Linked DNA regions of Homo sapiens: regions 2 and 3 are each linked to region 1. The links are chromatin loops, found by intact Hi-C in ENCODE. Cell type or tissue: heart right ventricle. All regions are shown on one strand. Links, peaks and the distances in the headings refer to the core of each region. The heading gives the core; the rest is flanking DNA.

Region 1 (8,000 bases), core at 1-8,000:
GTGTGAACATCTACTTGCTATTTTGCTTCCGCTCTGTGGAAGAAGCATGTACTAGTTTTCTTTAGTCGGCCATCTTGAGAATCTCCCAGAATAAAGAATTGTAGGCTGGGCGCAGTGGCTCACACCTGTAATCCCAGCATTTTGGGAGGCCAAGGCGGGCAGATCACCTGAAGTCAGGAGTTCGAGACAAGTCTGACCAACAAGGGGAAACCCTGTCGCTACTAAAAATACAAAAATTAGCCGGGCATGGTGGTGCATGCCTGTAATCCCAGCTACTCGGAAGGCTGAGGCAGGAGGAGGTGGGAGGCGGAGGTTGCGGTGAACCAAGATTGTGCCGTTGCACTCCAGCCTGGGCAACGAGAGCAAAACTCCATCTCAGGAAAAAAAAAAAAGAATTTTAATAATCACTTAAATCATACCACTCTGACATGACCACTAGTGCCCTTTGGTCTGTCTTCTTTTAGTCTTCCCAAATCACTGAGTATATATCAATTTTGCACTATAAAATTGAGACTGTACTATCATGTATTTCTGACCTTTCTACTTAATTTTATTGAGCATATTTTCATGTCATAATATTGTGTTTGCAAAAACATATTTGCCCATAGTATTCTCTCAGTTGGTTGTACCAACCCCTGATTATTGGCCACAAGTTGCTTCCAACTTTTTTGTTGCTTCACCAGCACTTCGATAAACATCTCTTTATATATTATTTCATGTTTATGTCTTCTATTGATTCTTAGTAGAGATAGGAAATGAAATTGAAAGAGGTGAATAATTTTAAGTCTTTTGTCCTTCAACAGGGGCATATTATTTACATGAATTGGCAAATGAAAGTCAGTGTTCCTACTGATTTTGAATATACCTGGGTTCACATATCCCACCGCAGCTACTTGCAGGCCTGTTCCTGCTAGTGGCTGTTTTTTGTGTTTTTTTTTTTAATTGACTCAAGAATTATCATGACTTCCAGAGCTGCCTCTAGTGTCACTGAAACTATCTCTTTTTTCTACAAGTAAAAGACCATACAGAAGTCATGGTGATACTATTTCTTCTCAGTGTTCTCAGGGTCTGGAATAATATTTACATTTTACAAGAGGTGCTAATGCAGTACTATAATTACTGAGTACATCAATCACTACACTATGCGTAATATGCCGATTATAATCACATCATATTAATAATAGCAGAGATGGTGTATTGATAATAATAGGGACCTCAGAAAATAAAAACTCAGACACAATGCAGTGGCAAATCATGATTTTTCATTCTTTTCAAGCACACTTATCAATAGGCAAAATGCTTTGAGCTATTGTTTTCTTTCTTCTGTTGTATGCATAAGATGCTGAGTTTGATAAAATTAACTGGGGCTTGAGATGTGATTTAGCAGCTCCTTTGAGAATGGTGTTTATCGGTGCATGGCCAGATTGTATGTCTGTGGATACCGAGATGCCGCCAGGGATAGCTGTCTTAGTGCCAAAGGATCTTACCCAGCATCTCCCAGTTGTCCTGGGACAAACTTGAGCAATTCTAATTTCCAAAGTTGTACAGTCCCTTTGCATTTGCTACTGCCCAGCTTCATTCTCTTTGTTCGCTACATGAATTTTCGAACTGGGAGTGTTTTAAGGCAACAATACCCTTACTCAGTTGCTTTGACCTGGACCCTCCAAGAGCATCCTCTCAGTTCCATCACAAATAGAGACTTTGGTCACCTAGAAGCCTTGTGTGCTTAGCTGAGGACATCCCCATTTGGTAGACAAGGCAACTGAAGTAGAGACAACATGACATGCAGACTCATTGTGAAGTAAAGATGAGGTTCAGAAGTGTTCTTTCTTTTTAAATGTTTTTTCTTTGTATTTGTAATTTGCTGGCTCATAGGTAAGGACACTTGATGGTGGGGGGAAAAAGGATCAAAGCACTTTTGAAAATTACAGATGCCAGGAGAGTCCCCTAAGTACTTAAAAGAGCATTCGCTTTTGCTGGTACTGTTGAGTGAGAGTGATGGGAAAAGTTAAGAACTGGGGCAGAGGAAGTGCCTTTCCAAACAGAAGCATGTTCCAGCTGCAGCTCCTGTGAGGACACTATTCCCGGGTCTGCTTGCCTAGGCTTTGCTAGTGCTTTATGCATAACCCCAAGGCTGCTGGGAAAGGAATGTGGGAGCTTTCAGTGTCTCTCCATCAATACCTCTTATATCTCACTGGCTGTGTGTCACATCCTTCAGTCTTCCAGGCAATTTTGGAAGAACTAAGCACCAGAGACATTATAGGAGTGCATTTTCGGGGGCACAGCCTTATTTATATTGTTTTCTTCTAATCTGGGGAGGAGTCAGAAAGGGGTTTCTGCCATTTTTCTAAATCTGAAAAGCGACATGGCTCTAGCAGCTGGACCACAGAGTATGACTTGGAGTGTTTCCATGGATTAAATGACCATTTGTCTCATGTCAAGATGTCAAAAGCGGGAGTGAAACAGGGATTTATATTTCTGTCTGCTTTCTGGTTTATTGAGTGACATAATCTGGCTTTAATTAAAAATATACAGATGCTGTCTCTCCCTGAAGCATCTTGGCAGTTTCTTCAGTGGCTTGTTCCTCTGTAGCTATAAATAGCCATTTTATGTTACTTCAGCCCATCCAGCAGTTTCTGATTTGGCAGGTCTGGGATGAGGTCAGGAATCTGCATTTCTGAGGAAAATGCTGCTAATGCTGCTGGTGTTGGCACCACACTGTGGGAGCCACTGTTTAAAGTTATCAGGATTCCACATGGCACTAATCAGTGACCATTAACAAAGCACCACAGTGAATTAATAGATTTATTCCAGAGAAATACCCAGCTGAGTCAAGTGTGTGCTATGACTGACCATTCATAACTGCTCCCTTCAAAACTAGTGTGACTCAAAGTCTTCCATATTTAGGGTAGTTGGACACATACACATACACATGAGTGCTTATAACCTTAGATGTGTTGATCAGATTATAGGTCGAGCTACGTATTATAAGTGAATGAACTGTATCATCCAGACAATAATGTATTTGATAATCTACAGATAAATAGATAAAAGAGAATAAATAACAATACCTGGGAAAAATGAGATGCTAACTGCAAGGAAGTACAGCATTGAAAACTAGACAGCTTTGATGTACCTGAAAAGGTTTTCTCTGACACATATAGCAATATAGGATGATCCGTCTACATTTATTTTAATTTTTTTAAATGAGTCATTTACATTTAGAAGATTGATCTATGTCCCCAGCTTGCTATTTTTATCATGCACTTAATGGGGGAAGAAAAGCATTTGTGTTATTCCTGCCCAGAAGCTCAAAATGTAATGACTGAAATGTACCCAGTCTCAGATGGATTTGTTTGTCTCCTCCACCAAGCACCATCACGGTGATGATTCTCTCCTGAGTGTGTCCTGGGATTGAAGACAGAAATCCATTAGATCTGGAGAGCCCTCTAATGGCCCAAACTTTAAATGTAGCATAGAATTTTTTCTGGTAAATGTTCTTATCTGCTTGTAGGGAGATGCCCCGTGGTTATGACCCAATGGTTTACTTGCTTTTCTGGTTTTGTGTTTACAAAAACAGATCTTCCAAAGGTCCAAAAAATTGTTCCCTATTTTTCCATCCTAAGAACTTAGAAATCCATTCTCTCTCTTTTTCTTTCCCTTCCTCTTTGTGTGTTTGTGTCCCTACATTATTCTTTTAAAACAGCATTTTCCAAAGCATGTTTATGAGGAAAACTAGTATCATTAGATGCTTTGAAAAGGGAGTCTCTGTTTACATGAGACTGAGGGGCTACATCCCTTTTGATTTTTCACAGTTTACATCGGCATGTTTAAGGCTCTGAAAAGTTCTGTAACAAAGTTCCATTCAACTTTGTTTAGGGAAGAATTTCTCAGTCTCTCCTTCACCCCCAAAATATGCTTTCCTAGGAAATGGGTGTTTGGTAAAACACTTTAAGAAATAAAGATTTAAAAGATATTTTGTCCCTGGAAATCAAATCTATTCCATATAAATATGATTCTAACAAGAGATCAAGACAAAAAATAAAGCAATCATGTATGTGTGTATATACACACGTATATGTATATATACATGTGTATATACACATATATATACGTGTATATAACGTATATATGTATATATACATGTGTATATATGTGTATATACACACGTATATATGTGTGCATGTGTATATATACATGTATATGCACACATAAATATGTGTGTATGTGCAAGGTTATTTCTCTCTCTTTTTCAATTCTTGTCCTCAGAAAATGTTTTGGGGCCAGACATGGTGACTCACATCTGTAATCTCAACACTTTGGGAGGCCAAAGCAGGAGGATTGCTTGAGGCCAGGTGTTTGGGACCAGTCTAGGCAACACAGTGAGACCCTGTCTCTACAAAAAAAAAAAAAAATAGCTGGGCATGGCAGTATGTGTCTGTAGTCCCAGCTGCTCAGAAGGCTGAGAGGCAGGTGGATCTCTTGAGCCCAGGAGGTCGAGGTTACAGTGAGCTATGATCACAGTACTGCATTCCAGCCTAGGTGACAAGAGCGAGACCCTGTCTCAAAAAAAAAAAAAAGAAAGTGTTTTGGATTGGCTTTTCTTCTAACTTGATGACTGGATTTTAAATCCAATGTTCACCCTCCCTTTAGGATTATGGCCCTGAGCAAATATTTTTTGCTGGGGACCTCTTCCATATAAAAAGTTGGAGTCACTTGAAATAAGCTTATCAGCAACATTCTGATGGCCAGTCTCAGGGGTTTCCATAAGTGAAATGCCAAGCTGACCAAAAAGAACAGTCTCACCATCTTACCACTCACCCTCCTGGAAACAGGCCCCATCTTCATGCTCACAACACCTTTGTGGATAGGAGCCCTAGAGTTCCAGAAGCATATAATCGACCGTACACATGGAGTAGTGTTGGGGAGTGCTCCGAAGGGGAGATATGGCAACCAAAGCCCAGTCCTGGTACAGGCTCTCAGGATGCCCTGACCAGATGGCACTGCAGCTGCAGCTGGTCCCTTCTGCCAGAGGAAGACTTAGGAAACTGTAAGAAAGGTGCTCAAAAGCATGACGGTCCCCTTAGATTCAGGGCTTGGGGCAGGGTCCCTCTTTGCCAGAGTCTATCTTTGTGTCCAGTGGCAGAGAGGAAGAAAATATTGCCTGTCTCAGGATTTTTTCATAGCAGATACCCCCAACTATTTTTCCTAAATCTTTCTCCAACTATGATATTGCATATTTTCTCTGATCAAAGATTTCCCCTTTACAAATCCAGAGGAATTATCCCTTGAACATCCAAGCTTATTTCTCCAAGCCCTGCTTATCACGCCATAGGAATGCCTACCATGCTCCCATGCAGACATGAGCACAGCCTTTCAATCCTGAGTGTTGGGACCAATTGAGCACCATTGGCTTTTCTACCCTTATGTCTCTGTTTTCCAGCCTAATACTGCATCTTACTTGTTAAGTTCATTAAATCATGCTGTTTTCCCTAGCCAATTGAACTGAAATAGAATTCAACTTGCAGAATCAGTCCATGAAATGGTTTTTTCACCCATGTAATCCTGAGAGGCCAGCCTGCAGTTATGAACATATGCATCTCTCACTTACTGGGTATCTGTAACCTGGTTCTAAATACCACACTGGCTTTTCAACATAACATATTTCTGGACCAGCTGCCTCTTCTTTCTCTTGCTATTTTTCAAAGTAAACATGTTAACATTATTTTAAGACAGAAAGAATTAGTAAGATGAAAATTAGAAGGAAGAAAAACCACACAGTGCATTTCAAGCCCAAATTTAGTCAGTTCATTGCCCTGGTGGATTACCAACATCATTGTTCCATTCCTTGAGCAGGAGTAACCAAGCAGTGCAGTTTATGTATCATCTGGTATTCTGAAAATGTTTTAAAATCATTGGGTCATTAGGCTTCACTATCTTTCAAGGTTCTGACTCCAGAGCTGCTAACAGTGCCTAGGCTTTTTCTGTCTACAGAACAGGGAAAGCTACTAAATATCTTTCTGCAAGGTCTCATTCAGTTTAACCTTGACATCAATCCTGTGATTTACATGTCATTAGTCCTACTTTCTAGAAGAGCAAACCTGCCGTCTTTCTGCTGAACCTTGCCTCTCCTAGTGCAGAAGTGGAAAGCAGAATGCTGTAGGCTATGTGTGACAGCATTGTAAGCACCCGAAAGAGAGCAGTACCGGGCATTCAGTAAATGAACAAATCGATATCACTCTTTCTATCCTTAGTATCCAGGATGCAGGTTCTCTAGAACTCGTTTGAGTGTTGATATTAGCAAAGTTCTTCAGGTTGTTACATATCAGTGCATTATTGGTAAATACCATGATATAGTGGTAGGAGGGCCTTTACTCAACCAGTTTAGTCATCTGTCTTTCCACTAGTCAGAGTAGAACCTCATTATAAGCATAGGCCCTATCCCTCTTCCTTGCTGACTCTATTCTCATGACTGTCAGCCTTTATACAATTAGTCATAATATATGTAAAAGCAATGAACAAAACCCACGTGCTACACTAGGAATGATTTTGCAGCCTACCAACTTGTTCTAATAAAAAACAAAGTCAAAACAAAACAAAGTAGGAAAACAATTTCCTAGAAGGTCTAGTTTATTGTGTGTCAACTCATTCCTAGAGCATTTCAGGATTATGTAAATATAGGTATGCACATAAAGCAAATGTGAGAGAACAATCGATAGGTCTAGATTGTGAGTAAAGGGATCTGCATTATACTATCCTTTTAATTCTCTGTTCAGCAGTCTCCCCTTATCCACAGTTTCACTTTCCATGGTTTCAGTTACCCATGGTCAACCATGATCCAAAAATACTACATAACAGTAAGATATTTGGAGAGAGCAAGCGAGCGAGAGACTATATTCACATTCACACTACATTCACCTTTATTACAGTATATTGTTATCATTGTTCTATTTTACTGTTAGCTGTTGTCATCAATCTCTTACTATGCCTAATTGATAACTTCAACTTTATCATAGGTATGTATGTATAGGAAAAAACATAGTGTGTATAGGGTTCAGTACTATCTGTACCATTTGTGGTTTCAGGCATCCCCTGGGGATCTTGGAACATAACTCCTCCAAATAAGGAAGGACTAGTATACTACAATAAACTTTGTGGAACAAATACTTGGCAACATCATTTTAAATGACTGAACGATTTTCCATTCTAAGACTGCAATATAAAGCACTTGAACCCTGTCCATGTGCTATATGACTCACATTAACTGTAATGTACCCATCTGGAGCAATCTTGTTATAAGCTTCTAACCACGAAGGTAAACTTTCCTAGGCCACTGCTTCATTGTAATTGTTGATGAAATGCTAAAACTTTACTCACTGTTAGAAATTGTAAATTGTGACTTTTACATGAAAGGTATTTCTATTACATAAAAGATAACTTCTGATTGGCCTTGTTCCTAAAGATTTTATTTAACCTCTCTGTCTTAAGCTTCCTACTCTACCTCTTTTGCCTCATTGGGAAGTCACAAGTGTCCAGCACAATACTTAGGATATAGTAAAGGTTTTCAAAATATGTTTAATGAAAGAATAAAAGATGAAAATCTCTAGAAGAAGAAAAGATGAAAATCTCTATGCCCTCATGGTAATCTGGCTTACTATAATACTGTGTTATGATTAAAGAAATTTTGTGTATGGGTGTGTGTGTGTGTGTGTGTGTGTGTGTTTATCTGTCTGTTTGCATGCAGCCATGAGGATGATTTGGAGACTATATGTTTTACTTCTAAGTGGTTTTTTTGAGGTGTTTACAGATTTTATACATTTTATTCAAATTCTAAAGGTTAAGATCCTCAGAAAATGTGTTGTGTGTGTGCTCTGGAGGCTAGATTTCTGGGTCAATCAAATACTTGCAAACTACCTACAGATGCATCACTACTAAATGTTTTATGGCTATAGTTATATATTGAAATCTCTTTTACCTGATATGCTTATAAAAATGATGCC
Region 2 (10,709 bases), core at 85-8,084, 300 kb before region 1:
ACAGACTGTCCTAAGCCAGAAGCAGTTGCTCCAGTCAGGAATCAGGTTTGATAAACTGAGGTCATAGCTTAGGTCCTGCATCCTATCTTCTTTAAGTGTCTACCCTATGTTTTTCTTTGTTTCTCCTACATCCTACATTCCACTATAATTATCTGCTTACTAGTCTCTGTCTCCTGGAAATTCTTCAAAGACAAGGAATTTGTCTTACTCATTTTGGTAAATCTAGTACCCACCACACATTAGACATTTACTAAATGTGTGTTGCATCATGAGTGAGAGAATGAATGAATAAATTATATACATGCAAGATCCTAGTTCGGGCTAAATAAGGACTAGTAAGTTTTATGAGACTGCTGTTTCAAAATAAACTGAAGTACTTAACTATATATGTGCTAACAACTGGGCAGCCTAAAAGCCAACAGTATTATGTCCTACAGTTCTCAATACCATCTACCACTAACATCTACAAATGTCTGACTAAATTTGGATGGCCAGATACTTTTGAAAGTCAGCTGTGTGGACCAACAAAATAAAAAACATATTTGACCCATTAGAGATATGTGCAAAGAAGCTGGATGATAACACAGTTTATGTACACTTACAACTTCCGTGTATGCTTCCTTAGCCCATGATTATTAAATGCATTGGAGTACTGTGAACCAATTTAGCTCAATGGATTTTTAAAGTCCACAATTATTGAAAAAAATCTTGCCTGCCTGTTAACTTATAAAACGACATTAGCATTTTATATTTGGGGCCCTAAGACATTTTCTGAGGACTTAATTTGGAAATTCATTATCTTACTCTAAAAGTAAAAACAGATACTACCCTCTTCTCTCAACATAGGACTTTATAACCTGGCAATAGAGTGAGAATCTTATTCTTTGAACAGTGCTCCTTCATTTGTTTCTCACTTTTCAAGAGAACATTGTATATTTCAGAGAGGATGTGGCAGTCTCCTGAAGTCTCCCATTGACCTCTGAGACAGAGAGGTCACATGTGGGTGATTAACAGCCCTTCCCATTCCCTAAGCACAAGATGCAGAGGCGCCACCCAGGTTCCAGTATCTCTATATCTCTCACACACTTTATGCCCACCTGGTTTAAAGTTTTCGGGTCTAGTAGTACTCAGTGGAAGACACCCTGCTTCACCCAGTAGGGAGCAGCAGAATGTTGCAGACCTGCATGTGATGCTTCCTACACATATGGCTTGCTTAGAGCATTTGTGTAGACCTTGTAGAATTTTTCTCTCTGGTCCACTGGAAACAACATATTGAATGTAAAAGAACTCAGCACAAGCATAGTAAAACCAATTATGTTTTAGACACAGTTATTTTTAAAAATTTATCTCGTGTCCCACTGAAAGAGAATTTTGAGCATGGATTAGAGGTGGTAATGGTGAAACAGACCATTATAAGATAATCAAGTAGTAATCCATATTTTTAGGACTCCCTAAATGGGTTTTCATGTTTCAGGTTACTGAGACTTCTTCATAAGAGATTATCTGTTTGTCAGGACCTATTGTGGGAAATCTGTATATTTGTAGAAAACATAGCACTCTACCCTATCAGGTACCCAAAGCTGTCTTAAAGGAGAGGTTCATGACAGTATTACTAACTCAAGATTCTCACTCCGTTTTCCTTAAAGTAAGTTCTGGTTGGGTGTGGTAGCCCACACCTCTAATCCCAGCACTTTGGGAAGCTGAGGGTGGGAAAATAGTTTTGGGCCAGGAGTTTGAGACCAGCCTGGTGAACATAGCAAGACTCTGTCTCTACAAAAATAAAAACATTAGTCCAGTGTAGTGGTACATGCCAGTCAGTATTCATAGCTACTCAGGAAGCTGAGGGAGGAGGAAGTCTTGAGCCCAAGAGTTTGAGGTTACAGTAAGCTATGATTGCACCAGTGCACTCCGGCCTAGGCGAGAAAGCAAAACTCTCTTTAAATAAATAAAAAAGAATAATAAGAAAGAATTCTGTATATACTCAGTCATCTTAGAAACAAATCCCTTTTATGTTTACATGTGACATGAAAAGCTATCGTATGTACCAATTTGCGAATGACAAAGTGGATTTCTCCAATTAAACGCATCCCAAGCTTGCTAGTAAAGGGCACGGAATACCTGTCTGCCTGTTTTGTATAAAGAGCGACTCATAGAAAATGTGATCTCTTTTTCTCCTGAATATGAAATTGAGAACTTTGAAATTATAAAGCCTCCCTTTCCCCAAAGAAATTTCTGTCTGCTTCCTTAGAATTTAGAGATTGTTGAGTCCTATTGGTACAAGAGGATTTTTTGTTCTTTGTTTCTACTTTAAATGAGAAGTGTTTAAGCTTTCAAAGGCATATTCAGAACCCATTGATCCACTGTTGTTTATAATTTACCTCTGGCAGAACACTATATCTTTCTAATTTTGGTTGTCTTCCTTTACTGGGAAGACACTATATCTTTCTAATTTTGGTTGTCTTTCCTTTGGTTGTCTTCCTTTGCCAACAATTGGCTAATTGTTGAGAGGAGGTGATTTCAGATTGGCAACTGATTGAAATCTTCAAGAATCTAGGTTAACCTTATTTTGAATTGATTGAAATCCCACAATCAATAGTATTTGGCCCAAAACTTTGGAAAGATCCTGACGTCACATCAAAAGCCCTAGTTATAGTTATCAAAGGCCAGAGTTCAGGATTTAAAATCACCACGACTCTGAAATTCAAAAATTAATCATAAACTTTTATGAAATTGTTTGTTCTAAAGGAAATACAGAGTTTGTGGGAATTTATAATATCTACAGCAATTTTTAAAGATAATAAAAATTATTTGTATTTCTTTTGTGCTTTATAATGTATGTTGTGCCTTCATGTATATTGTTTTATTTAATCTCTACAAAAGTGCAGTTAGGTGGATAGAGTCGTTTTATACATGACAAGCCAAGTCTTAGGGAGCTGGAAAAAAGCCTAAAGTCTAGAGCTAATAAGTTGAGGGACCAAGACTTAGAACCTGGATGACTTAATTTTAGGCTCTGTATTTTTTCCACTATGTTGGGGAATCATTTTCAGGTTTAAAAAGTTAATGGAAATAAGATATTTCCTAGTATTGCAAGAATCATGAAAGATTATTTTTTTTAACTGTTAAACTGTCCTGTAATTTACAGATGTGGTCATCAGGCACTGGTTTTCATTTTGCAAATCTGATTTGCTTGTGCCTAGAGTGGTTAAGAGCAGATCATCAGTTTTATAGTTCAGCAGATTTATACCGGAATTTGTGATCGCTCTCATATCTAATAGTATTCACAAGGTGGCAGTATTTCTGAATTCGGAAGAATAAAGCTGAGAGATGCCAAGTTTGCAGATTTTCATTAAAGAAATTTAAAGAGAAGATTGGATAAAAGATGACGAGATCAAGGATAGGTAGAAATAATTATTTAATTTACATTTGATAAGGTTCTTATTAGTTACCCTCAGTTTTCTAACTTCATTCTTTACCTTCATACTAAATCAGAAAGAGGAGAATTAAAATATTATTTTTGCATCATTTTTTACTCAAGTTCTATTATTATTCTGATTTTTCACTTCTATTTTCACTGCATTGTCCGCGTGTGTGTGCGCGCACGCGCGCGCATGTGTTGTGTGTGTCTACTTTAAAAATCTTAGTTTCCCTACTGTTTCCTCTAGAGGGAGCACCATGGTCCAGGAACATTCAAGAATCTAAATGCTTTCTTTTTATACTTTACTCAAAATTTCTAGAGATTTCTAAAGTCCATTTTCTCATTTGTGAGAAGAGGATAATTTAAGATACTGTTAGAAACTCATCATGAAACATCTAAAATTATGTGAAATTGAAATTTCAGAGACTCAAATTATCTTTGAACTTGGTGATACTCATCTGCTTACATTCCGTGTCATTCCTAACTTCAGCTTACCTTCAGACATTTCTTCCCACATGACTTCCTTTTTGAAAGTATATACAGGATCTTATAGCCTTGCTATTCTATGGCATATTCTACAGCAATGGAAATGTTTTATAATCTACTCTGTCCCACATAGTAGCCACCAACCACATGTCACAATTGAGTATTTGAAATCTGGCTATTGCTACCAAGGAACTGAATTTCAATTTAATTTAATTTTAATCAATTTAAACTTAAATAGACACATAGAGCAAGTGGCTGCTGTCTTGGATAACTCAGGTGAGGCTTCAAACTGCAAACTCTTTTGTGGTTTGAGACTAGCATGTTCTTAAGCATTCTCATGTGCAGAAGAAAATGGGTAATGGTTCTGTCTGAAATCTTGAATGGTATTTTAAAGTGTGTAAGTGAATTTCCAAGTACAGAATTGATTCATGGATACCTTTTAATAATAAATTATTTTAAGCAGCATAAATGCTTATCATTAGTCAGACTATCTTTCTCTAAACATTCTCCTTATTCAGTTGTATTACAGTGTTCTATTTATCTGTGAATGGCAGTCCCACTCAACTATAAACTATCTGTATCTTAACACCCAGAACAAATCTAGGCACTCAGTTGGCTTCTCAGTGGTTTTTTGTTTGAATCCCGTGTCCTCTGATGTATTTGCACTATTTTGCTTTATTATTTAACTTCTTACTTATGTTTTTTGTCTCTGCAGTAGTATCACTGCAGGAGAGTGAAGAGTTGGTAAGAAAGTTTCATCATTTACAATGGTGATTGACAGGCAAGACCATATAGGAATAGGTAAACCATATTTTTAATCAAAATAAAGGAAGATTTTCTCGGTATTAGCTAGGATTAGATTCAACTGTGAGTGATAAAAATCCCAAAATAATTGTGGCTTAACAGAGCAACAGTTTCTTTTTCTGTCACGTGGAAGTGTTGGTGGAGTGGCCCTGCTGAGAGCACCATGCCGCGGGGTCAGAGACCGGGGCTCCTTCCTCTTGTTCGTCCACCTTGGGTGACCTTGACCTCATGACGTAAGGTAGTGCCATCCAATAGTGGAGAGTCAGGGTAAGGGAAGCATTTCAGGCAAGGGGACGCAATGGAGAGGTGAGCAGAGGCAGGTGAAGCTGCACAGAAATTAAGGGCTAGGTTGTGGATGCCTTGTAAGTCGTGGTAGAGATTCTCAGCTTTAAGTCTGAGTGGAGCGATGCAATAGAAAGTTTTGTAGGCAGGGTATGAGATAAGGTTTCCCAGGTGCACTCATTCATCATACTGCACCCGGTTCAGATGCCACTTCCCCTTGAAGCTTCTCACAAGAGGACCACACAGTTTCAGTGTCCCTCCTCTGTACACATGGCCCTTTGTTCATGTTACTCTAATCGTGGAATAATGCGTTGTCACATCTCTGTCACTTCCTGGACCCTGAGCTCCCGGGGGTGGACTCATGCTGCTAATGCTCCTACTAAGCCTCCTCCATTATTCTCTTCTTTGTTTTCCTCTTACCTATAATCATCACTAACATTTTTATTATTGTCATCTTTGCATCTCTATCTAACCTGACCCTCTAGCACCCAGCACAGAGAATATAGTAAATGTATCCTGATTAATTTAGAATTAGTAAGTAATTTATCAATATATAGTAGGTCTTTTTTTTTTTTTTAAGACTAATGGAAATGCTCTCATCTGCATAGTTGCTCCTTTTTGGATCCTTCTTGATCATCAAAAGTGTTTTTTCCTTCTCACCTTTGACAGATCCTTGAGCAGAGTTCTCTTTCAGCCCCTGTGATCTGGCAGTACAAATATTCCTAGTAAATTCAATCATTCATTCGTTCATTCATGCAGCATGAATTCATATTTCCTGAGCTTATGGTATGCACAATACTAGGAAAAGTTCAACCATGAGCAACATTCCTTACATCTTAATGGAGGGAAACAGAGCTTAAACAAATGACTACAGATTTGGAAGGAAGCAGTGCTGTAAGGAAACCTGAAGTAGTGTAAAGAGAGAAAGCTTAGTGGGAAAGGCCCTTTCTTTTCATTTGGTGTCTTGTTTTCTACTCTTGCTCATGAAATGTTCTGAGTAGCTTCAAATATGTTTTAAATTGAATTGTGTAGAGTCCAGTACCTCTGAGAGGTAACTGAGTGCAGCTATTCTAGGGAGATGTGTTCTTTATTTGTTTGCTTTGTTTTATTTTTAAAGAAGCTGTGGAAAAATTCTTTCAAGTGTAAGTTTAAATGACTTTATTACTGTTTGTTCTTATTTGGTCGCCTATAGTAACATTTTTACCCTGCTTTAATTGAAGGCTCTTGAGATCTGTCAACAGAGAAACTTTGTAGAAGAGACAGTTTATCTTCTGAGTAAGTAGCTTTTATTCATTTTGGTCCCCATAAACTAAGAAATGGGATGACAACATGAAGTAAATTGTGTAAGAAAGGACATAGGTTTTAGACCAACGTAACACAGAATATGAGCCTATTTTTACAATAATTTAATATATGAAACAGACTTCACAGCACAGTAAAGAAGGAAGAGTTGTTTCATAAATGTTGAAATAACATATTGGCAATGTATAATCAACATATCAAAATTTATCAGTTTATACCTCACAACATAGATTAAGTTGTAGATGAGTTGACAAGTTTTTTCATTTTCTAAAAAATTATAATCAGCTTATATTACCATCATATTGGTAGAAAATAAATAATCACTTTTAGAAATCACACCCTAAATAACTAGAGGAAATGCAATTGAATACCATAGTTTTGGAGAAGGAGGAGAGCTTTTTAATATAATCTAGGTGTCAGTGTTCCTGGTCTTCTGGCTCCTACCTCCACATGAGTCACAATTTTTGTACCATGCATACCAAGAAACAAAACTTGTCATCTTTTCACATTCTTCCAAAATGAGCCACGTGCATGACAACAATGTGGGTTGTACTGAGGATTGCATAATGTAGCATATAACATAACATTCATATTTGGTGTTTCTCCATTGTCACTTCCCTGCTGACCTCAGTAGGGTTTTTCCGCTTTACGCCTTTCCCTTATACAGCACTCACTCTCATTGGCCTCTTTGCCTCTGTTGAAAAATAATCCAAATCCTCTATTCCCTTTTATGTGTATGCAGATTCATGGGTGCTCAGCCACAAACCCAGAACTGTCCAGTTATAGCACCTGCCCTTCTTAGGAGAAGTGCTTTTGGGGCTGCATTTTGTTACTTCAGCATGTTCCTGGGGTTCTAATCACAATTTTAGGTAGCTCATCAATTCACTAATTCCAAACAGTGTTCTCCCCAAGAAATATTTTGGTGGAATAAATTTTTGTCATATTGTCTTAGAAGCAGTAGAGGACTTATTAGGGACATATAGTCTGATTTTATAAAAACTTGATAATCCTGTAAACATTTTTAAATAACTAACCATTTTTAGAGACATAAACTGTGGAAATAATATTTGTAAGAAACACAAAATGCTGTGGAAGGGGTATCAAATGGGATATCATTTCATTCACAAGCCAGCTTTTATCAGTTGATAATGGCCGTGTGCAGGGGGAAGGATTCAAGATCCTTTACTAGTTCCTGCAAGCCCAGAGACAGGGGTAAGGGTGACAACCTACAACCAGGCAGTTGTTGTCCCTCCACTGAGTAAGGCTTTCTTACATGCACTATATTAAAAACTCATGGAAAACTTTAAACTATTAAAATGCCATAGGTCAGTGAGCAAAGTATGTAAAGACAATTAGCCAATAGAAGGCATGGTTGATAAATACTTTCATCTCATGAGGGTTATTGAAAGGCCTTCCCCTGAACGTGGGAGAGAAGAAAATGAGGAAGCCCTCTGATAGTTGAGTTTGCAGTTGGCACAAAGTGTATCAGAAAAGCAGTATGCACAGCTACCTCATGAGGCAGAATGACTTTAGGGCCTTTAAACATTTTAAGTGTATCTGCATGTGAAGGTATTGACCTCCAGAATATATATAAGTCTATCAAAAGTAAGTCAGAGTATGACAGACCTGGCTTCAAATTCACAGTGTACTATTTAGTAGCTGTATGATCTTAGCAAGCTACTAACATTTCTATTTCCTCTTCTATAAAAGAGGAATATTAGTAGAACATGCCTCATAGGGTTGTAGTGATGGTTATATGATGTCATTTATATGAGGCACTTAAATGAGTACTCAGTACAGAGTAAATATCCAGTAAATAGGAGATACTTATTTTGCTATGTTATAGACAGTAAATGTTGGTGTCACATGAGAAAATAGCCTTGTCTTAGCTTTCCACCTATGTAAACAAATTAAGAGATATGCAATTTCTTTAAAAAAATTATTAAAATACCTTAAATGAACTCTTTCTCCCATCTTCACCCCACCAAGGCCGAATGGGTAATAGCCGAAGTGCCCTGAAGATGATTATGGAGGAATTACATGATGTTGATAAAGCAATCGAATTTGCCAAGGAGCAAGATGATGGAGAGCTGTGGGAAGATTTGATTTTATATTCCATTGACAAACCACGTAAGCATAAAAGCCATCTCTGGTTATAACTTTTTTTTCTCTCAGTGTAACCAGTTATGTCTAGATTAAAAACTATTTCAAGATACATTGGGTTAAGAAAATGGTAGCGTACCTACAATAAAAATAGGCCAGGTGTGTTGTAATGATTTCCAATACTCCTCCTGTGCTGGAAAACCTGGAGCCTCATCACTTTGCATTACCTGCATGTGATGAAGAACAGGTGGCTACACAGTTTATTAATTGTGTCCCCATGAGGCATATTTTTACCTGCTGCAAGCAAATTGAATAAATGTCATCTGGGTTGTGTTGGTGTGGTTTTTTTTTGTTTTTAGCTTGTATATGGGAGTGTTTATAGTTTAAGTGTATAGACCTTACCAGTCTTTTTTGGAAACATGTAACTGTTCTGGACATTGATGATATTTGGATGTTTGTGTTGTAGTATTTAGCCTCTTTCCTGCACTATTTTTATCAGTACAACACCCAGAGTTTGTATTTGTTGGTCCTCAGCTTGACTGTTTGCATTGGGTCTCCCATTTTGGAAAGGAAAAAACAAAAGCAGTCACCTAACAGAAACCCAACTCTTTTGAAAATAACTAGCAGTAGTGATTTGAAATTTCCTCTTTCCTTTTTTTTTTTTTTAAGTTTGGTAGGAAGTCTTTGTGTTCATGTAACTACCTTAATCTGAAATTGACTTTAATAACTATCCTCTTGACAATATAAAGAATCTCACTTGTAACTAGCAAGATAAAGTAGTAGTTTAAGGATCTCAAGAGGCAAAGTGATGTGGCAGAACATATCATAAACTTGAGGCTGGCCTGAGTGAATTTGGGCACATTACTTATTAGCCGTGTGACCCTGGAAAAATTAAACACCCCATTTCCCTTGTCTGTAAAATGGGGACACAGCATTCCTACCTTGCACAGTATTTGAGGAAAGTGTATATGATACCTGAGCCATAGTCAGTTGTCAATAAATATTATTTACACCCATTTGATGCTAAAAACTGTATTTTGAAGGCAAGTAATCATTTGTTCAACTGTTTTAAAACAGTTCTTATTTACTTTCTCCTTCATGTCTTAAGGAGCGTTAGTTCTTGGAAGTTTAGAAGATTAATTCTTAAGAGTTTAGAAATTCAAATGGTTTTAACACTTACTTTGAAGGAAATAATTTTTTCTTTGAGTTACTTTTGATCTAAAATTGCATTATATGCAAATTATGTGCAAATAAAATTGCATTATAATGTTGCTTATATGTTCATTGTTTTATGTGGTATTTTGTAGCATTTATTACTGGCTTGTTAAACAACATTGGCACACATGTTGACCCAATTCTACTGATTCACCGTATTAAGGAAGGAATGGAGATCCCCAATTTGAGAGATTCCTTGGTTAAAATTCTGCAAGACTACAATTTGCAAGTAAGTATCCTTTCTTGGACAAATGAGCATCTGAATTAGTTGACTTAGTACTGGATAAATATTTCTAGGGTTTATGTTAGGTATCAGTTAAAAACTTTCGATTTTATGGTTACATTTTATTTAGGCCCAGATATTTAGAAAACTGTTCAAATAGAGTAATTAGAAACATCACCTTTAAAATTGCGTTGTCCAGTAATACCTTAAAGGCCTTAAGAAGGCTATTTGATTCTTTAGCCATCTCCAATTTTCACTTGTTTTTGAGCAGACATTCTTACATTTGTATGGTTAATATAACATGGAATCGAGGCGAGTATGAAAGCAGTTATAGTGGCCATTAGATCGGGCCACCCCAACATTTTTAGGGAGAATAAGTATTGTATCCGTTTGAGGGAATTAACAAAAATGTTTTTCAGTAAGGTAATAATTTTTCTTGAAGCCATTCAGTAGTCTGTTGCCTGAAAGCTGTTAAAATATAGGATTTTATTTAACCTTTTGTCTGTTTTCTAGAATAGTGCAACTTTATTATCCTTGTTAAATCAGAATTTGTCATAAGAACAGTGGAACTCATTATTTTCATATAAATTATTATACTAATTACAAAGCATCTTAATCTTTTCCTTAAAAAGACTCTAGCAATTACTATTTTTCAGGATGCTGGTAACTTCTATAGAACTTGAATTAAAACATTTCCTTAAAAATTCGGACTGTTGTTCTTCCTCTAATTTACTTGAAAATGAGGTTTTATTAATAATGGATGAAATTACTTTCCTAGAAACAATTTTTGCAGGTAAAGCCAAAAGAAAAGGCTATTAGCTGAGGAGCATTATGATGTGAGATCCATTGGGCCAGGATTCACCATGCAGGTTGCAAAGT
Region 3 (10,709 bases), core at 1,455-9,454, 210 kb before region 1:
TTCCTGAAGGTGGATGTGAAGCCATGGATATTTATTTTTATTCTTTAAACTGCACACACACACACACACACCTATCTATACACATACATATATATGCATATTGTATATGCTATTTCATATATAATTATTTTCATAATTAAAAAGGTAAAGCAAAACAAAGCCCTCTCTCAATCTCAAATTAGTTTTTAAAAATAATTTCAACTCACATTTTAAATTAAGGCATTACATGTGCAAGCTGGACATACTGCATAATGCTGAGGTTTGGGGTACAATTGATCCCATCACCCAGGTACTGAACAGTGTCCAATAGGTAGTTTTTTTTCAGCCCTTGCCCCACTCCCTCCCCGTCCTCTATAGTAGTCCCCAGTGTCTATTATTCCGTGCTTTGTGTCCATGAGTACCCATTGTTTAGCTCCCACTTATAAGTGAGAACATGCAACATTGGGTTTTCTGTTCCTATGTTAATTCACTTAGGATAATGGCTTCCAGCTGCATACATATTTCTGCAAAGGAAATGATTTCATTCCTTTTTATGGCTGCATAGTATTCCATGGCGTATATGCACCATATTTGCTTTAACCAGTCCACTGTTGATGGGCACCTAGGTTGACTCCATGACTTTGCTATTGCGAAGAGTGCTGTGATGAACATAGAAGTGAATGTGTCTTTTTGGTTGAATGATTTCTTTTCTCTCAGCTATATACACAGCAATGGGATTGCTGGGTTGAATGGTAGTTCTTTTTTCTTTGAGAAATCCCCACAATGCTTTACACTGTGGCTGAACTAATTGTACATTCCCACCAACAGTGTGTAAGTATTCTGTTTTCTCCACAGTCTTGCCAGCGTCTATTGTTTTTTTTAACTTTTTAGTAATAGCCATTCTGACTGGTGTGTTGTGGTATTGATTTGCAGCTCCCTGAAGAGTAGTGAAGAGAATTTTTTCATGTTTGTTGGCTGCTTTTCTTTCCTTTTTTTCTGTTTTCTTTCTTTCTTTCTTTTTTTTTTTTTTGGATGGAGTTTCGCTCTTGTTGCCCAGGCTGGAGTGCAATGGCGTGATCTCCGCTCGCTGCAACCTCCGCCTTCCGGGTTCAAGCGATTCTGCTGCCTCAGCCTACCAAGTAGCTGGGATTACAGGCATACGCCACTACATCCAGCTAATTTTGTATTTTTAGTAGAGACAGGGTTTCCCCATGTTGGTCAGGCTTGTCTCAAACTCCCGACCTCAGGTGATCCACCCACCTCGGCCTCCCAAAGTCCTGGGATTACAGGCGTGAGCCACCTTGCCCAGCCGGCTGCTTTTTTTCTTTTTTTTTCTTTTGAGAATATCTGTTCATGTCTTTTGTCCATTTTAAATAGGGTTATTTGGTTTTGCTTGTTCGATTGCGTAAGTTCTTTATAGATTCTGGATATTAGACCTTTGTCACACGCAGAACTTGTGAATATTTTCCCCCATTCTATATGTTGTCTGTTTACTGTATTGATTGTTTTGCTGTCTAGAAGCTCTTTAGTTTAATTATGTCCTACTTGTTAACTTTTGGTTTTGTTGTAGTTACTTTTGAGGACCTAGTTATAAATTCTTTTCCAAGGCCAATGTCCAGAAAGGTGTTTCCTAGGTTTTGTTCTAGGATTCTTATAGTTTGAAGTCTTACATTTAAGTCTTTAAATAATCTTGAATTAGTTTTTGTATTTGGTGAAAGAGAGGGGGGCAGTTTCTTTCTTTTGTATAAGGCTAGCCAGCTATCCCAGCATTATTTATTGAATAGGGAGTGCTTTCCCCATTACTTATTTTTGTCGACTTTGTCAAGGATCAGATGGCTGTAGGTATGTGGCTTTATTTCTGGGTTCTCTATTCTGTTCCATTGGCCTATCTTTCTGTCTTCGTACAAGTACCATGCTGTTTTGGTGACTGTTAACTTACAGTGTAGTTTGAAGTCAAGTAATGTGATGTCTACTGCTTTGTTCTTTTTGCTTAGGGTTGCTTTGTCTATTTTGGCTCTTTTTTGGTTCCATATGAATTTTAGAATAGTTTTTTCCAGCTCCATGAAAAATGACATTGGTAGCTTGATAGCAGTAATATTGAATCTGTAGATTGCTTTGGGCAGCATGGCCATTTTAAGCATATTGATTCTCCCAAACCATGAGCAGGGAAAGTTTTTCCATTTGTTTGTGTCATCTATGATTCTTCCAGCAGTGTTTTGTAGATCTCCTTGTAGAACTTGTAGTTCATCTCCTTGGTTAGATGTATTCCTAGGCCCTGCCCTGCCCTGCCCTGCCCTGCCCTTCTCTTCCCTTCCCTTCCTTCTCTCGGCAGCTATTGTGAATGGGATTGCATTCCCGATTTGGCTCTCTGCTTAAAGGTTATTGATATGTAGAAATGCTATTGATTTTTGTACACTGATTTTGTATCCTGAAACTTTACTAAGTCATTTATCAGTTCCAGGAGACTTTTGGTAGAGTCTTTAGGGTTTTCCAGGTATATAACCATATCATCAGAAAAGAGAGGTAGTTTGACTTTTTTCCTATTTGGATGCCTTTTATTTTTTTCTCTTGCCTCATTGCTCTGGCAAGGACTTCTAGTACTATGTTGAATAAGAGTGGTGAGAGTGGGCATCCTTTTCTGGTTCTCAGGGGAAATGGTCTGAGTTTTTGCTCATTCAGTATGATGTTGGCTGTGGGTTTGCATAGATGGCTCTTATTAGTTTGACATATATTGCTTCTAAGCATAGTTTCTTGAGGGTTTTAATCATGGAGAGATGTTGAATTTTATTAAAAAACATTTTCCACATTGTGATGATCATATGGTTTTTGTTTTTAGTTCTGTTTATGTGATGAATCACATTTATTGATTTGTATATGTTGCACCAACTTTGCATCTCAGGAATGAAGCCTACTTGATCATAGAGAATTAATTTTTTGATGTGTTGCTAGATTTGCTTTGGTAGTAATTTTTTGAGGATTTTTTCCATCTATGTTCAGCAGGGATATTGACCTGTAGTTTTCTTTTCTTGTGTCTTTGCCAGGTTTTAGTATCGGAGTGATGCTGGCTTCATAGAAGGAGTTAGGGAGAAGTCTCTCCGCCTTGATTTTTTGAAATACTTTCAGTAGGATTGGTATCAACTCCTCTTTGAATGTTTGATAGAATTCGGCTGTGAATCCACCTGGTCCAGGGCTTTTTGGGTAGGTAGGTTTTTTTTTTTTTTAATTACTGATTCAATTTTGGAACTCAATATTGGTTTATTCAGGGTTTCAATTTCTTCCTGATTCAATATTGGCAGACTGTGTGTTTCCAGGAATTTATCCATTTTCTCTAGGTTCATAATAGTCTCTGAGGATCTTTTATATTTCTGTGGGATTGGTTGTATGCCACCTTTGTCTTTCTGATTGTGCTTATTTGGATCTTCTGTCTATTTCTACACTAATCTAGCTAGCAGCAATTGATCTTATCTATCCTTTCAATGAACAAACATTTGGTTATGTGATTATGTGCATGGATTTCGGGGTCTCAACGTTGCTCAGTTCTGTTCTGGTTTTAGTTATGTCTTTTCTTCTGCTTGTGTAAGAGTTAGTTTGTCCTTGTTTTTCTAGTTCCTTTGGGTGTAATGTTAGAGTGTTAATTTGAGATCTTTCTAACTTTTTGAGGTAGGTCTTTAGCACTATAAACTTTTGTCTTAATGCTGATTTTGTTGTGTCCCAGAGATTTTGGTATGTTGTGTCTCTGTTTTCTTTTATTTCAAAGGATTTTTTATTTCTGCTTTATTTGTTTATCCCAAAGTCATTTAGGAGCAAATTGTTTAATTTCCATGTAATTGCGTGGTTTTGAAAGACTTCTTGGTATTAATTTCTGGTTTTATTCCACTGTGATCAGAGAGGACGTTTGGAATTATTTTGATTTATTTGAATTTATTAGGACTTGCTTTATGACCTACCATGTGGTTGATTTTGGAGTATGTTCCATGTGCAAATAAAAAGAATATATATTCCAAGGTTGTTGGGTGGAGTTTTCTGTGGATGTCTATTAGATCCAATCAGTCAAGTGTTGAATTTAAGTCCAGAGTTTCTTTGTTGGTTTTCTGCCTTGATAGTCTGTCAATGCTGTCAGTGGGGTGTTGATAGTCCTCCACTATTGTTGTGTGACTGTCCAAGTCTTTTTATAGGTCTAGAAGTACTTGTTTCGTGAATCTGCGTGCTCCAATATTGGGTGCATATATATTAAGGATAGTTAAGTCCTCTGTAAATTGAATCTTTTATCATTATGCAATGTCCTTCTTTGTCATTTTTTACTGTTGTTGGTTTAAAATCTGTTTTATTTGATATAAGAATAGCGACCCCTGCTCTTTTCTGTGTTCCATTTGCATGACAGATTTTTTTCTCCAACTCTTTACTTTGAGCCTATGAGTGTCATTTCATGTGAGATAGGCCTCTTGAAAACAGAAGATGAATGGGTCTTATTTTTTTAAATCCAGTTTGCCACTCTGTGCCTTTTAAGTGGGGCATTGAGACCATTTACATTCAAGATTAATATTGATATGTGAGGTTTTGATCTTGTTATGAAGTTGTTAACTGGTGGCCTTGTAGTTTCTATAGTGTGGTGCTTTATAGGGTCTGTGGGCTATGTGTGTTTTTGTGGTAGTAGGTATCATTATTTTGTTCTCATGTTGAGAAATTCCTGAAGGATCTCTTGTAAGGAAGGTCTACTGGTAATGAATTCCGTTAGTACTTGCTTGTCTGGAAAATATTTTATTTCTCCTTTGCTTATAGAGCTTAGTTTGGCAGGATATGAAATTCTTGGTTGGAATTTCTTTTCTTTAAGAATACTGAAAATAGGCCTCCAATCTCTCCTGGCTTGTAAGGTTTCTTCTGAGAAGTCTACTGTTAGCCTGATGGGGTTCTTTTTGTATGTGATCTGACCTTTTTCTTTTGCTGCCTTTAAGATTTTTTTCTTTAGCATTGACTTTGGGCAGTCTGGTGACTATATGCATTGATGATGTTTAGTTTGTACACTATCTCACATGTGTTCTCTAGATTTCTTGTATCTGGATGTCTATCTCTCTAGCAAGATTAGGAACTTTTCTTGAATTATTGCCTCAAATGTTTTCATGGTTGTTTTCTTCTCTTCTGTATCTATTGTTAATGTCCAGTAATTCATAATTTTGGTCACTTCACATAATCCAATATTTCTTGAAAACTGTGTTCATTTTAAAAAATTCTCTTCTCTTTATTTTTATCTAACTGGGTAGTTCAAAAAATCAGTCTTCAAGCTTTGAAATTCTTTCTTCTGCTTGGTGCAGTCTGTTCATAAAGATTTCAATTGTAGTTTGAAATTCCTTAGGTGAGTTTTTCAATTCCAGAAGTTCTGGTTGATTTCTTTTGAAGATGTTTACCTCTTCCTTCCTTTCCTGGATTGCTTTAGAAATGTCTTTTTGTTGACTTTCAACCTTGTCTTGGATCTCATTGCTGCTTACTTGCAATCCATGCCTTGAATTATTTATCTATCTAGCTATCATTTCTGAGTTTCCATTTTAGTTAGGGACTATTGCTGGGGAGCTAGTGTGATCCTTTGGTACTGTCACTACATTCAGATTTTGCCAGGTTTCTTGCACTAGTTCCTTTTCATCTAGAGATGCTTGCCCTTCTAATTTTAGTAACTATTTTCATGCAGGTAGAATTTTTTCTTTTTCTTTCCTTTTTTCCAATAATATTATTGTTTTTTTCTTCTTTCCCTTTCCTTCCTTCCCACCCCAGGGTGTGTGACTGTAGAGAATGCTGGGTAGGGTCTTTTGGCTTTGCTTGCGTAGCCCTATGCTCTTCTGTCACCAGGTTTTATATTGGGCTGTGCAATTTGACCTACAAGCCAATAGATGGCGCTTATGGGTAAGAGCTGGCTGTGTGGCCCGGCATGGTGGCTCGTATCTGTAATCTCAGCATTTTGGGAGCCAGAGGAAGTAGGATCCCTTCAGTCCAGGAGTTCAAGAACAGCCTGGGCAACATAGCGAGACCCTGTCTCTACAAAAAATGAAAAAAATTGCTGGTCATGGTGGCATGTGCCTGTGGGTCCCAGCTACTTGGGACAGTGAGGTGGGATGATTGCTTGAGCCCGGGAGGTCAAGGCTGCAGTAAGCCATGATCACACCACTACACTCAGGGTGACAGAGTGAAAACCTGTCTCAAAAAAAATGCTATGTGGATGGGAATATATGTGATCCCATCCACATAGCATTTTTTTTTTTTTTACTGGAAGAAGCTCTCGCTTGCCTCAGGAAATGGGTTGATTCATGGAGTGCACGGTGGTCTGAGCTCCCTCTTCAGCCCCAGTGGAGGGGAGGAAGCAAGATGGGCAGGGCCAGACCAGGCAGGTCCACCTGTAGGTCCCCTGATGGCAGGCACAAGTACCAGCACTGAGGGAGAATCCAGTGGATGGCCACCTCGCATCCAGAGGTGTGCCTCGGCATGGAGCTGCAAGACCTCCTCATCCCTGAGTTCTCTGCCTGGAGATTGGGGTCAGCCTAAACTTCTAACCCAGGAGGGTAGGTGCTTCAGACGCATGGAGATTCTGCCTGGGTGTAGAGTGGGGAGGGCCTCCTGCACCAGGATCTCCGCACAGGAAGATTGGGGTGACTCAGACTGCTGTTCCAGTGAGCAGGTGTCTGAATGCCTGGAGATCTGTCTGGCATGGAGTGGAGAGGGCCCCTCTGCACCCAGATCGCTGCACGGGAAGGGTGGGGCGGCTCAGGTTGCCAATCCAGGCAAACAGCTACTCAAATCACTTTTTATCCCACCACTGCATATCTCTTTTCTCCTTCACAACCAGATTTCTTGAAAGAGATGCCTAAAATTTTTGTCTCCACTTTCTTAACTCCCAATCTTTCCTCAACCTATTTAAGGCTGAATGTCATGGCCCATCACTCTCCCATTCCCACAATCACTGCCCTGAACCAGCTCTGATAAAGTCAACAGTGATCTCCCTGTCCTCAAATACATCCAATGATGTTCAGACCTTATTTTACTACATGATTCAGCAATGTTCTTAAATACTATTAACAACTTCCACCTTCTTGCAGCTCTTCCTCCCCTTGCCTTGGGTGCTACCACATTCTCCTGGTGTCCTTTCTACCTCTCTGATGCTCCTTCTTAACCTAGTTGGTGGGCTTATCTGCTACTCAGCCATTAAAAGTGAAGTCTGTCAAGGTGGTCTTTTTTCATTATATGCTTTCTTTCCAGGCAACTGTATCCAAGATCATTAATTTTAACTGCTATCTGTAAGCTATTTATATCTAGTTATGTCTTTGGCTCAGACATTTCCTTTGAGTTCCAGATGTATATATCCAACCACCTATTTCATATTTTCCCTTGATATGTCTCAAAGGTATTTCAGACACCTCATGTCCCAGACTGAACTGAGGCTCTTCCCCCACAAATCCTGTCTTCTGCCAGTGGTTCCTGTCTCATGAATGACTCACGCATCTTTTACTGGCCATCTTCTTTCCCACCATAGGGCCTTTGTGCTTCCTGATCTAGCTTCATGATATGTTCTTTCTTCTCTTACCTTGGGTAACTTCACAATTCTTTATTTGTCATATGTCTCTTCCGCAGAGAAATTTTCCATGACCCACAAGCCCAGGTCAGCTTTTTGTATTACATTCCTTTTTACCTGGAACACTGAACTCAGTTGGAAGGTTTGCTTGTATTAATTAGCATGATTATTGAGTAAACCTCTGGGACTCCCACTGTTTGGTCTGTCTTAGCTGCCTCCCCAACAGAACCACCCCTGTTATTGTTCCAGTATGTTGCCAGTGCCCAGTCTAGTGCCTGACATACATGGAGCAGATGCTCAATAATAGCTGTTTAAATTACATATGTGCAAGCATAAATGGTTATAAACATGGTTAGCATAGAGTGTGATACAACTTACTCCCTATGTAAAATTTAAACAATTTGGGTGCTTTTTCTATTTTGGGATGTGGATGATTTTATTATGTGCTGCTTTTATTTGGTGTATGGTTAATATCAGGGGAGAGGTAGATTTCAGTGGCATATTGGATACTCTAATGCACCTGGAATTATTATAACACTTAAAGGCAGATAAGATCCCAGGGGCCCAACAGGAAGAAGGTAAGGAAAACTACTCCTGAAAAGTAACATCAAAAGCCCCCCATTGCCTTCCTCTTTTGCAAAACAGCCTATCTGGCTAAAAGCTAAAAGTTTATAATGGGATGTGGATTATTATGGTAATATGAAGTCAAGGAGGTGATTTGAGAAGAAGACATAATGTAGACAGAGGCTTAGTCTATATAGACTTTGGGCAAAAGTCTCTTTCTTCGAGATAGGCTTTACATGTTGCAATGCCCGCTCTCCTGAATATGAAGAACCTTATGAGGACCATGAAACTGTTTTAAGGTTCTACAGGCAGATTTATCTTTTGTTTTTGTACATTCCCATATAATTTAGAAATTTGTTCTAATAGGGCTGGTGCAGTGGCTCACACCTGAAATCCCAACACTTTGGGAGGCTGATATGGGATGATCTCTTGAAGCCAGGAGTTCAAGACCAGCCTGGGCAACATAGCAAGATTCCATCTCTACAAAAAAAATTAATACATTAGCCCCATGTAGTGGCATGCACCTGTAGTCTCAGCTACTCAGTGGGGCTGAGGTGGGAGGATCACTAGAGCCCAGGAGTTGCAGGTGACAGTGAGCTATGATTGTGCTACCACCCTCCAGCCTGGATGACAGAGTGAGATCCTGACTTTAAAAAAAAGAAAAAGAAGATGTTCTAATAGGATTTAGAAAATAAGAGTCCTGGGGGCTGGGCGCACTGTCTCACGCCTGTAATTCCAGTACTTTGGGAGCAGAAGGTGGGCAGATCATGAGGTCAGGAGATTGAGACCATCCTGGCCAACATGGTGAAACCCCATCTCTACTAAAATACAAAAAATTAGCTGGATGTGGTGGCACATGCCTGTAGTCCCAGCTACTCGGGAGGCTGAGGCAGGGGAATTGCTTGAACCCAGGAGGCGGAGGTTGCAGTGAGCCGAGATCCCGCCACTGCACTCCAGCCTGGCAACAGAGCAAGACTCCATCTCAAAAAATAAATAAATAAATAAATAAGAGTCATGGCAAAGGTAACCGAGGGGCACTGAAACCATCCAAGAAGGATGATGGCAAACATTTATATAGCAGTGATTATAGTCCGGGAACTGTTCCAAGGGTTTAACATATATTAGCTATTTTGATCCTCAACACAACCTTATAAAAGAAGTATTATTTTTATTCTTATTTTGGAGATGAGGAAACAAGAGCAGAAAGGAGCTGAGTAACTTATGCAAGATGATTACTGTTGTGCCATGGTTATGAACTTTCTCAACAGGAAATGAGTTTAGACATGAAAAAAAAGGCAGACTACTGTGTTCCATAAAATGAACAAATAAGAGCAGGCGAAAGGAAACCTGCTGACAGCCCCAGAATTAAGATAGACTCTTAATGGGGTGGTTGTTGACTTAGAACTGGGGAGGGGCACAGTTCTTGCTTTGCAAATTTGCCTCCTCTGAAGGTTTTCTTACTCCTTGTGTGAGTATTTTCATCTGTCTATATATGTCCTAACATTCTGCAGATTCTTCTCAACACATTGAAAATATGAAGAAAATCCTCATTGGCCTGCAGAATGAGACTGATGGGACCTTGTGGGACTGATTTTTTTTTTTTGAAAGAGCTAGCTGAGGTTTTATTTTGTACAAAAAAAAAAAAAAAAAAAAGCAGTTGAATTGTTTTGTAGCTGGAGGCATGGGCAAAGGGTGTCCCCAGGCAGTAAACTCCCCCGTGGGTGGGCTGAGAGCTAGGGGTGAGCCTCAGGTGGGTCTCCTGTTCCCTTTGCTCCCCTGCACAGCGGCCTCCCTCCCCGGCTCTGGGGCAGCCACAGGAGGGGCAGGCTGGGAGGGGCTGTCGCAGCTGTTCACTTGGGCAGAATGTCAGAGGACTCGGACGCCAGCTTCCCATCGCGGGTCTTGATCTTCACAGCCACGGCCCTGGTGGAGCTGGTGTGGCTGAAGGAGCTGGAGCCCGCGCCAGAGCCAAAGCTGGAGCCCAGGCCGTAGCTGAGGCCGGGGCTTGTGAGGCGCCCGTAGGAGAGCTCAGACCACCTGCATAGCCACAGGTGGTCTTCGTATGGATACTCATGTTCTGCATCCCAGACTCCAGCCAGCTCTCCTCGCCCTCCAGCAGCTTCCTGTAGGCGTCCAGGGCCAGTTCCTGTACTCACGCAGCTGCTGAGCCATGTCCTGCTTGGCTAGCTGCAGGGCGGTCTCCAGCTCAGACAGCTTGGCTTTGGCACCCTTCATGGCCAGCTCCCCGGGCTGCTCTGCGTCTGTGACGGCGGCCTCTAGGGAAGCCCTCTGGCCTTTGAGGCCCTCAATCTCAGCCTGGAGCCAGCTGATGTTCCGGTTCATCTCGGAGATCTCAGCCTTTGTACGCCCCAGGTCATCCCAGCGCTTCCCAGCCAGCATCTGCAGCTCCTCATACTTCATCTGGTCCGTGCTCTCAGCCTCAGTCAGGCTGCGGTTGGCGATCACCTTGTACTGAGCCTTGACCTCAGCGATGATGCTGTCCATGTCCAGGGAGCAGCTGTTGTCCATGGACAGCACCACAGACGTGTCCGAGATCTAGGACTGCAGCTCCTGGATCTCTTCTTCATACAGCTGCCTGAGGAAGCTGATCTCT

What was found. A loop is a pair of places that touch in the nucleus more often than their neighbours do. Peaks named below come from ENCODE experiments on the same cell type or tissue, not always from the same donor. Only the 100,000 strongest peaks of a DNase experiment are listed, where the experiment ranks them.
Region 2: it touches region 1 in a loop (12-fold over the local background); 16 of 110 quality-filtered maps call a loop at or near these places.
Region 3: a loop joins it to region 1, with 4 times the contacts of the local background. A loop is called at or near these places in 26 of 110 quality-filtered maps.

The regions. Positions count from the first base shown.
Region 1 is chr7:38,447,474-38,455,473 of GRCh38, reverse strand. All of the region lies in intron 11 of AMPH (amphiphysin), which reads left to right. Among named protein-coding and RNA genes, the nearest start is that of TRG-AS1, 110 kb to the right of the region's middle. RefSeq lists enhancers at 1,031-1,200, 1,917-2,086 and a cis regulatory region at 2,001. In heart right ventricle, for the core only: CTCF peaks have their summits at 3,259 and 3,459 (motif pointing left); a DNase peak (open chromatin) is centred at 2,076; H3K27ac peaks cover 1,388 bases.
Region 2 is chr7:38,741,112-38,751,820 of GRCh38, reverse strand. VPS41 (VPS41 subunit of HOPS complex) reads left to right here. Exons shown (of 29, transcript NM_014396.4): 23 at 6,208-6,262; 24 at 8,279-8,419; 25 at 9,700-9,836. Among named protein-coding and RNA genes, the nearest start is that of AMPH, 120 kb to the right of the region's middle. In heart right ventricle, for the core only: a CTCF peak has its summit at 3,656 (motif pointing right); no DNase peak of the experiment used is centred there.
Region 3 is chr7:38,655,850-38,666,558 of GRCh38, reverse strand. It overlaps the pseudogene KRT8P20. Among named protein-coding and RNA genes, the nearest start is that of AMPH, 30 kb to the right of the region's middle. In heart right ventricle, for the core only: a CTCF peak has its summit at 5,844 (motif pointing right); no DNase peak of the experiment used is centred there.